Regions from separate parts of the Mus musculus genome. Here region 2 is linked to region 1. The links are chromatin loops, found by intact Hi-C in ENCODE. Cell type or tissue: left cerebral cortex. All regions are shown on one strand. Each heading gives the region's core, and the rest is flanking DNA. Links, peaks and the distances in the headings are about the cores only.

Region 1 (5,386 bases), core at 264-5,263:
ACGAAAGAACAATTCTCTAGGAGCAAATATTCCTAAAACTGCCTGTTTTGGGTTCTTTTTCATAACCTTAAAGAGTTTCTTTAAATGTTATGCCCAGAATTTATGGAAAGACTTGTAAATTTCTTTGTGTGGCCATTACCTGCCCTTGTTTGTACACAATTGGAATGAGTTTTTAAGCAGAAAAGGTTTTATGGAGGTTTTTTGTCTCCTTTGAATATTATGAATATTATGCATAAATATGACATAGTCTACTTGGCCTCTCTGTATATTACTGCCACAGGCTCTATTCTTGTTTTCATATTGTCAACCTTATATTAGATTGACACTAAAATAATTTACTAGTCAAAGTTTCTCTTGTCACTTTACATAATATGAAATATATGAGCCTAGCATATGTGCATTAATCTATCATGTGCAAAGGTAGGGAGATTATCAGAAATGTGGGGTCGGTTGGGTACGTACATCAAGTTTCAGGCAGGCCAAACATATAGAGCAAGACCTGTTTTAATAAAACAAGACAAACCCACAAAATAGCAGTAATTACAAAAACTATAATCTCCTCTGTCCCCCAGGAAAACCTCAGAAATAATCTTTCAAAAGGCAAAATACTTTATTTTAGATAAAACAGAAATTCTTAGATTTCCTTTACAATTTCTGTAAAAATATCTTCATTTGTACATATTAGTCTTGTATTTGGATTTATTTCTCTTATTTTATTCTTTGTTTTCTTGATTAATTTTCAGTCAGGCTGAAAATATAGTATCAGGAGGAGGAAAAGCCCACTTGGGATATTTGCTGCCGTACACTGTGTTGATGCCCTGTTTGGTGTGAGTTGAAGCACAGTGATAATACACAAATACAATGTTAGATCAAATTCACCGTTGGTGGTATAAACAGACCCCAGAGTGTGGCTCCAGGAGGCCTGTTTCTCGAGCTTCAGTCATTTTCACATCCTGCGGGCATGGTGTCTAGTTCGCTTACAGCTAACAGAAAAGCAGCAATGGTGTGATGCGTGGATGAGTGTTGAGCAGGCACACAGAGGGAGTGCTGCTTCTCTTGGAGAGCTACTCCCCTGCTCCACTCTTTCCCTTACTGGCTCTGAAGTGGCTGCCACGTTGTAGTTTGTCCCCACTGAAGACTTGGGAGAAAGAACACTCAGGACCAGAGAGACCTGGATAAAACTCAGGCAGACCAAAAGGAAAGCTGCAAATGCAATCCTGGCCCTCCCAAAGTCAGCCCTTTACTGTTAATGATGACACAGAAGCCCTAGTAGATAGATATCTTGATGGTACTTTGTGAGACTCCCAGCAGAACACCTATTGCCTGGATTGCAGATTCCCAAGCTGTGTGAATGTGTGTTGTCTTAGGCTGTGGTGTTATAGAAATATAACTACTATATGACCAAATGACTACTATATGACCAATACAGAGTGCAACTTTACTTTTGTTCCTGAAAAAATTTAATGAAGTGTTCTAGGGTTCCTCCACTAAGAATGATGCATGTAGGACCAGCGAGATGGCTCAGTGGTTAAGAGCACTTGCTGCTGCTCTTCCAGAGGACTGGGGTTTCATTCCCAGGATTGAAATGGTGACTCACAACCATTTGTAACTCCAGTTCCAGGAGATCTGATGCCCTCTTCTGGCCTCCACCTGCAGCAAGAATGCAAGGAGTGCACATATATTCAGAAAGACAAAACATCATACACATAAAATAAATGAAAATAAAGATGGCTACATTTGAGGGCTGAGGATATTGCAGTGCTGCAGAGTGCCTTCCTGGCATTTATGAAGCCCTGCTTTTTCTCTGCACATAAAACACAATGGTTAGTCCGAGACTTGGGTTAGGAAACATAATCACATTTTCTGAGGTCTTCTGTTAGATTTCCAGCTTTTCCATATCTCTGAATTTATCATCTACTTAGTATCACCAAAAAATAAAACTAGGGGACAGGGCTTAAAGGTGAATGCATCGACTGTTTTCCAGAGGCCTTGTGCTCAATTCCTAGTACCAATATGGTGGCTCACGGCTTTCTGTAACTATAATTCCAGTGGATCTGACACCCTCTCACAGACATGAATGCAGACAATACACAAATGTGCAAAAAATAAATTTAAAAATTAAAAAATGAAACTAAAACAGACCCCCCCCCTGCAAAAAAAACAAAGAACAAAAAAAAAAAACAAAGGAAACAAGGACGAAAAATATGGATTTGGGTTGACATTGTGTCACTATGAATTCAATATAAACAAAAATATTTTCCAGGATTGAAATAAAAGAAATGATTAAAAAAAACAAAACAAAACAAGATATAATAGCAAAGAAAGAAGGAAAGGTATGTAGGAGGAACCTGATTTATCATCACCCTGTCATTTTGTATCATTCCTGACTTTTATCCTCATTATAAATGTCTTTGTAGATGCATATTATCTATTTTTCTGAAAATATAGTTTATAGATTTCTCTTTCTTTTCTAATTTGTTTTCAGGTGAAAACTGGGAAATATTTCAGTATTACAGCCACATCCTTATGAACGACCCTTTCGTTTTATAGATCCCTCCCTTTGTCTACTGAAATACCATCACTCTGCTTCTTCCAGAACTTCAGGAACGGGCTGTTTTACATGTATGATCTATTCCAAGTAAAGCACTCTTTTCTAGAAAAACCAGAAAGGTTTAAAGATGGGTCAAAGTTTACTATTTATGAAATTCTGAATCATGTAAACAGAAGTTTGATATGTTCTTGACGCCCTCTTACCTAATTATTGCAGAAGAAACGGGGTGTATCTGATGACTTCTGAGGACAGAGTCCTCTCGCGGACTAACCGGAGTTTGAATAAAGGCATCAGATCATCATGGTTAACTATTTTGTAGTATCGTGTAAGAAAAAAGTTGAACTTGAAGCTCAGTTTTAACTTCAGAAGAGATGAGTCCAAATTAATTTTTGCAGCGACACTGTTTTAAAATGTTTCTGTGAGGACTTACTAGCCGTTGGAAAACTAATGACACGCAAGTTCATTAACTGGGGAGATGTTTGGGGAACGATATCAAATTATAACCCTCTAAACAATTCTTCCAGCAACCCTCACCTTTCTTCATCAGCAACTTCAAGCCTTGCTTGAAATACGATATTGCAAATGCCGTTCTGCCACCTCGTGGTGGATCATGATATTTTCTTTGACAACCAACTCTCCTTTAGTACTCATTGGTAGAAGAAGCTGTAGATAAAAAAGGAAACACTAGGAGTTACAGAGACAAAATTTGGAGCTGTGACGAAAGGATGGACTATCTAGTGATTGCCATATCCAGGGATCCATCCCATAATCAGCTTCCAAGCGCTGACACCATTGCATACACTAGCAAGATTTTGCTGAAAGGACCCAGATATAGCTGTCTCTTGTGAGACAATGCCGGGGCCTAGCAAACACAGAAGTGGATGCTCACAGTCAGCTATTGGATGGGTCACAGGCTCCCCAATGGAGGAGCTAGAGAAAGCACCCAAGGAACTAAAGGGAACTACAACCCTATAGGTGGAACAACAATATGAACTAACCAGTAACCCGGAGTTCTTGTCTCTAGCTGCATATGTATCAAAAGATGGCCTAGGGAAAGAGAGGCCCATTGGACACGCAAACTTTATATGCCCCAGTACAGGGGAACGCCAGGGCCAAAAAGGGGGAGTGGGTGGGTAGGGGAGTGGGGGTGGGTGGGTATGGGGGACTTTTGGTATAGCATTGGAAATGTAAATGAGCTAAATACCTAATAAGAAATGGAAAAAAAATCATGAAGTGGTCCTGCAAAAAAAAAAAAAAAAAAGATGGCCTAGTCAGCCATCACTGGAAAGAGAGGCCCATTGGACTTGCAAACTTTATATGCCCCAGTACAGGGGAATACCAGGGCCAAAAAGGGGGAGTGGGTGGGTAGGAGAGTGGGTGGGGGGGTGGGTATGGGGGACTTTTGGTATAGCATTGAAAATTTAAATGAGGAAAATACCTAATCAAAAAAATTAAAAAAAATTATCTGGGTAGAAATAAAATGTTTTTATCTGTAGTTTACAGAAGAAAAAAAAAAGGAAACACTACCTATATTACAATCTACTAGACACACTAATACGTAGAATTGAATAATTTGTAAAATAATGAAGTTTATATTTATTGTTAATTACATATATGTATATATGATATTATTTATTAATATGAAACTGGTTAAATGTAAAGATCTAAGTTCAAATATTCCTTTAAAACATGTGTTTTGGTAATTAATCCTAAATACCAAGAATAAATGCCAATGAATAACATTTTTTTTCCTTTTTATTTTTTTTTTTTTATTACGTATTTTCCTCAATTACATTTCCAATGCTATCCCAAAAGTCTCCCACACCCCCCACTCCCTTACCCACCCATTCCCATTTTTTGGCCCTGACGTTCCCCTGTACTGGGGCATATAAAGTTTGCCTGTCCAGTGGGCCTCTCTTTCCAGTGATGGCCGACTAGGCCATCTTTTGATACATATGCAGCTAGAGTCAAGAGCTCTGGGGTACTGGTTAGTTCATAATGTTGTTCCACCGATAGGGTTGCAGATCTCTTTAGCTCCTTGTATACTTTCTCTAGCTCCTCCATTGGGGGCCCTGTGATCCATCCAATAGTTAATATCTCATAAAGGCCATACCAACTGCGGGTGGAGGTTGGAGTCAGGGGAGAGCCCAGAAACCTGTCTGCCACCGCATTGTTCCGGCTAGCAAGTCGCATAAAGGCCTCACTACTGCTATGACAGGCAGTGCGAGAGCGGGAAGACATCCAGACACACACCTGCCTCTATGCCACACAGTGGACACCCAGAAGCTTGCTTGCCACAGGCCACACAGTGCACCGCAGAGGAGGTCACCCAGAGACTTGCCAGCTGTGTCGCGTGGCTGTCTGATGTGGGAGCCATTACAGTATCAAGTGTGTGGTGAGCAGACAGGAAAGAAAGAGAAGTGGAACGCTTTGAGCATTATGAAGAAAGGTGGAACTGGATATTAGAGGGAGGAGAGGAATAGCCAGTTATGAATATTCAGCCCTGTCACCTGAGGCCATGTTGAAGTCCCAGCATGTACTACTACTAAGGCAGGGGTCAGTGGCTCATAATCCGACTAGAGGCCATGGGGCATCCCCAGTCTGAACAGCTGCCCGGGACCTCGTAGATATCCAAGGGCTTTGCAGAACTGGCCCCACCCCTCACCGGCTGAAGTGCTCTGGAGAGCTTGCTGGGACAGCACAGTGGAGCTGGTCCTGGTAGGGGTGGGTGGGTGGGCAACAGATAAGATGCCTGAGGGTGTGAGTAAGGGAGGGCTGGTCATACTACTTGTCTAATGTGATGTGGTATGTGCAGAGAGGTGATGCCCCTTTCCA
Region 2 (5,386 bases), core at 208-5,207, 360 kb before region 1:
TTTTATTCTGATGTATTTCATGGACCTAGTTCTCAAAAATATATTCAGGAAAGAACATAAAATGATGATTGGCAATCTTGCAAGAATGATATTTTTAAAAATTCCTTCTTGGCGCAGAGGAAATTGTGATCACAACCTGTCACCATCCTCAACATCATCTTTATGGTTGTGAACAAAATATATTTGGTGCGGAATAATTTTAGAAGAAAAAATGCTCACCCTGGTTTCTCAGCTGAGAATGGAAGCATTCCTTTTCTATCACCAATGTATCAAGGCTATCCACAGAAACTTTTTACATTCAGTGCATATGCTAGCCATGTTTTTTTATTTGTAAGGTTACCACAGTGATAGCTGCATGCAGTACAAAAAAATTGAAATTCAAACTCAAGGAAAGCCTAGAATACATTAAAAGAAAACAAACCTGTGTATTTATAACTTCAGTGAACATTTAGTCATATTTTAATAAGTCCTTGTCTTTTTTTTTTTAAAGGGGGAATCATGCAAACAGTGTAAGAAAATGCTTTAGAAAGGCCAAGGGAGACACGGAATATCTTCCTTCTTTGTATTTTTATGGGGATGTTTTTAATAACTAATATCAGACTCTTAGTGCTTTCAGTATAAGAGAAACCTTGGGTCCCTCTCCTGAAGGTGAGATAACATCACAGACTAGAAGGGGCATTTATCAAAATCAGAAGCTATCTGGATAAGGTCTCGTGTTGACCATCCCTAGAGTTATTTTGTCAAAGACAGAAGCGATCTGGAGAAGGTTGACCTTAAAGCTATTTCGCTGCTCCCTGTACTTCAAGCTCCCTTATAAGTGGAGACTTTGAGGAGGATTTTTTTTCTTGTCTCAAACAATGTTATCTTCCTCTACTCACTATTGTTTCCTCTATATATGGAGCACCAGAATCAATGAAAGAATACAAAGTTAACTCATGAATACTGACAAAATGTATATCTTCAGCTGTTAAACTTTTAGAACCTTTAGTGATAAAAATGTGAATGAATAGCCAGAGGTTACAGGGGAAGGAGAGCAGGTGAAGTCACTATCCCACTGTAGATGAGTCTTCTAAGATACTAACCACTGCATGACATCAGTTCATCCAAGAAAACCATCCTGAAGTGTTATTTAATTTGTTAAATCTTCTGTGATAGAAAAAATAACTCACATACTCCAAAAGAAACAATAACAAAAACAAAAGCTTCAGCCAGTATTGAAAAATATTTATATTCATCCTGAGTCTTTCTTTCTTCTTGCATAAGCAGCAGAGTTTCCGCAATGAAACAAGCCAGGCGAGTGAGCACATGGCTGAGAAGTTCACCCCTGCAGTTGTGAAAAGCCCTCTTGGGAGCCACTGGGGTGTTCTGGGAACCAGTGACAGCAAAATGCTTCAATAACAATATGGTCAGGACCTAGAAATTGAGTTGAGGAGAAGGGCCAAGTTCTATTTACGTATGCCTGTAAGCTTTAGTCTCTCATGTTCCTACTACACTTACACCTGCTATGTTTCCGTACTTTTCCTAATATGCAAGGTGAACAATAAACCATGGATTGCAAACTGAAGGAATAAAGGCTGAAATCATTGAATAAATGTGGCTTTGCTTCCCTTCCCCAGCCCTCCTTCTCTCTCTCTCTTCTCTTTCTCCCTGTCTCCCTGTCTCCCTGTCTCCCTGTTTCTCTCTCTCTCTCTCTCTCTCTCTCTCTCTCTCTCTCTCTCTCTCTCTCTCTGTGTGTGTGTGTGTGTGTGTGTGTGTGCGTGTGTGTGAGGGTGGGTGGGTATGCTACACTCCAAGCCATAAAACTTAAAGTCATAATTATTCATCTTTTCCCCTCAGTATTTGAATTGAACCTACATCCTGTGTGTGCTAGGAAAGTCTCCTGGCTTTGATCTACATCCCAGTCCTCTCTTTACTTTTTTATTTTTTTTAATTTTGAAACAATCTCATGATGCTATCCAGACTTGTCTTTTATTTACTGGAGCCAAGCCAGATTCTGTATCTGATAATCCTTCTGTCTCACCCACCCATCACTGGAACTACAGGCCCATGACACTAGATTTGGTCTTTCATTTTACATATAGTATTTTTTTGTTAATGGTCTATTCTTAATACAAAATTAGCCCAAATTAGTAATTTATATGAAAACTGACTTCTCAATTAAATGACATTCTAACAACATATACTTAATCAAATACAGAGGAAGTATTTTTAGAGTATGCCAAAATGGAAATAAAGAACTCTATCTCCATCAAAAAAATAAAATAAAAACACCATTTATAGGATTATATTCATGTGCAAATAGTACATGAGTCAGCATAGATTTTTGCATGAAAAATGCAGAAATGAGATACATAATTCATTTTCTATGTGTAATCCACAGTTCTGAAATGTATGCCAATTTCATATATGGCACATTATATCTTGGTTGGAGATGTAAATTGGTACATGTATAAGTCGAATTAACATAGATTCACAGACGGCAAGAGCATCAATATTTTCAACCACCAGATGGCAGAATTAAAGTGACGCACTTCAGACTACAGATGCAGCTTATACTGAGGGAAAAAAATAACTGCATTCTCCATCCTGCAGTCTATTTTTAGTTGAACACACATGAAAATGCATTGCAGCAAAGTAACATGTGTATTGAATGGGGAAGAAAACTATTTTGATTAACAATTTCTCGACTGAATGGGTCCTTGCTTTGGTCCAGTCTGAAAGATCCCTCACAGCTCATGTGTTTGAACACTTGGTGGCGCTGTTTTAGAAAGTCAAGGACAAAGGAATGCAGCCTTGTTAGCAGGTGTGAGTTGTGGGGGCTGGGACCTGAACGAACTGTTTCTGGTTCTGACCTGAGTTTTGTGCTTCCTGAGCCCACACTATTAGGAAACCCTGCCAAAGGTTCCCTCTGCTATGAACTCTACCGTATTCTCTCCACCAGGGTGTGCTATACTTGAAACCATACGAAAGATAATCCCTTCTCCCTTTAAATTGCCCCCAATGCGTTATCTTTCTGGCAGTTAGATTACAGGGCTCTTTAAAAACTCACTATTTAAATCAACCTAACAGTGGGGCAGGACCAGAAAAGAATTTTCCATCGAGTTAGCATCTCCTTTTGAACGTCTAAGTCGGCTCCACCTAATTTCAACCAAGCACTCATGGATTTACTTTGCATTTTTGTCCTTCTCCACCTTCTGAAAACTGGTCATTTGTGTCTAAATCTCTCACGCAAAAGATACAGGATGGTCAGCTTCTGCCATTTCCAGCGGAGACAATGTGGTTTAAACTACAGTTCATACACACTGGGTGTTAATAAAATTAAAGCCATAAAAGTAACAATGATAAAAATGAAAAGGAATTATGCACACAGTATATGTATGTATGTTCTGCATCCAGAGAACTCCCCAAAGATTCAGAGTTACGCTCATTATAATGGTATGGGGATTTTCATATTTTAATTTTTCTTAATTTCTCTATGAGATATCATGTGTGAGATTCCTAGTGGATGAAATTAAATGGTCTTCTAAGGTTTTTTTATTTGTTCATTGTTATATGAGATGTGAGTTAATTATTTTCCATATAGTATTATTTTATTAATAGGAAGGAACTTAAAATGAATAATCATCTAAATAATTTTAAGAATAATGCTAAATAATTTTACCACCAGAAAGTACCCCATGCATTGTGAAAGAGGTTTAATTTTTAATTTGCAATGGTTTTAAATAGAACAAATATCCTCATTTTAGCTATTAGGAAGCTAAGCTTAGATGACAAAACTCATCTAAACACCCATGTTGATGTGTGGCTTAGACCTGGTTTATATTAATGTTTTCACAGTATCTGGATACCACCCTTATCCACTCCTTCTGGTGCCTGCACCTAATTTTAAAAATAATGTACTCTGTGGGTTGGTTTTTGTTTTTGTTTTTTGTTATTTTGTTTTGTTTTGTTTTGCTTTTGTACCTGCTCCCAATAAAAACTTAATATTTGTTTTATACTAAAGATTAAATAATCATCCAAAAACATTTGGGGAACCTACACCTCTTCTACTGTTCCTGAAACCCAATTCCCCCTCAGCTCTGTAGCAGAAAGACTACTATAGTCTCTTTCCTATCTGACCCCATCCCCTAGGGATCTCAAAGATCCTCTGCCCCAAACATTCCCCCCAACTCAGTCCAGTATTTCAGCCTCCAGCACCAGCAGGCCTTCATGGGAAATACACCAGCTAAGCAGAACAGGGAAACAAGTAGGCTGAAGACCCTCACCACTTCTTTCCCCCCAGCAAGTCCAATCTCTGAGTCTCATACTCAGCTTCACAAAAGACCACCTTGTGTATCTGTCCTTTCCTACTGCCTATGTTTCCTTGGACCCCACAGTCCATCCCTTCTTAACTTCCCTCCCTCAGCTCAGCCATTTAATCTGAGCCCCCTAACCAGCAGGCACCCCTTGTTAACATAAGGCCATAACTGCCAGAAAATCAGGTAGACGGCTCTCAGCACCTTTCTTCTTCCTTGGTCTCACAGACCTAATCCTGTCTCATTCTCAGCTCTGCAGCAGTATTCCCTCAGCAGCCTTCCCTGACCCTGTCCCCCATTCTGTCTCCCTTGCGTACCACAGCTCCTCCCCCTCTAGCCTTCCTAACTCTGCTTGTTGCTTTGTCCCAGACCCCAAGCCCAGAGGGCACTTCCTGCTAACAACAAGGCTGCTCCTCCCAAGGCAACTAGCAGGCAACCTCTCCTACTGCTTCTGAGATCAAATTCCCTCAGTATCATTTCCAGCTCTGTAGCAGGAAACCTGTTGCTATTGCCCTTTGCTCTATGATCCTCTGCCCAGTACAAAACAAGGTTTTATAAAACTAAGGGCTAAAATCAATGAAATAGAAATGAAGACAATAATACAAAGAATCAATGAAACAAAGAGTTGGCTTTTTGGCAAAATCAACAGAAAAGACAAACCCTTGCCCAATTAAAAGGTAGAGAGACAATGAACAAATTAACAAAACCAGAAACAAAGAAGGTGACATAATAACAGACACTGAGAAAATCCAGAGAATGTAAGGGCATACTTTAAAGCCATGTACTCTACCAAATTGAAAACTCTAAAAGAAATTAATAATTTTCTCTATAGGTAGCAATTACCAAAGTTAAAAGAAGGTCAAATAAACAATTTAAATCGCCCTGTATCCCCTAGTGAAATAGAAGCAGTCATTAAAAGACTTTAAATAAATAAAAGACTAAGGCCAGATGATTTTAGAGCAGAATTTTAGCAGACTTTCAAAGAAGAGTTAGTGCCAATGTTTCTCAAATTATTCCACAAATTAGAAACAGAAGTAACATTGCCCAATTCATTTTATGAGGCCACAGTTACCCTGATGCACAAATCACAG

The links. Hi-C counts contacts between places; a loop is a spot of excess contacts. Peaks named below come from ENCODE experiments on the same cell type or tissue, not always from the same donor. Only the 100,000 strongest peaks of a DNase experiment are listed, where the experiment ranks them.
Region 2: it touches region 1 in a loop (11-fold over the local background); 36 of 42 quality-filtered maps call a loop at or near these places.

Annotation. Positions count from the first base shown.
Region 1 is chr5:18,443,020-18,448,405 of GRCm38, forward strand. No RefSeq gene overlaps it. Among named protein-coding and RNA genes, the nearest start is that of Gm31752, 50 kb to the right of the region's middle. In left cerebral cortex, for the core only: a CTCF peak has its summit at 3,150 (motif pointing left); a DNase peak (open chromatin) is centred at 3,158.
Region 2 is chr5:18,085,476-18,090,861 of GRCm38, forward strand. No RefSeq gene overlaps it. Among named protein-coding and RNA genes, the nearest start is that of Gnat3, 130 kb to the left of the region's middle. In left cerebral cortex, for the core only: a CTCF peak has its summit at 2,721 (motif pointing right); a DNase peak (open chromatin) is centred at 2,526; H3K27ac peaks cover 565 bases.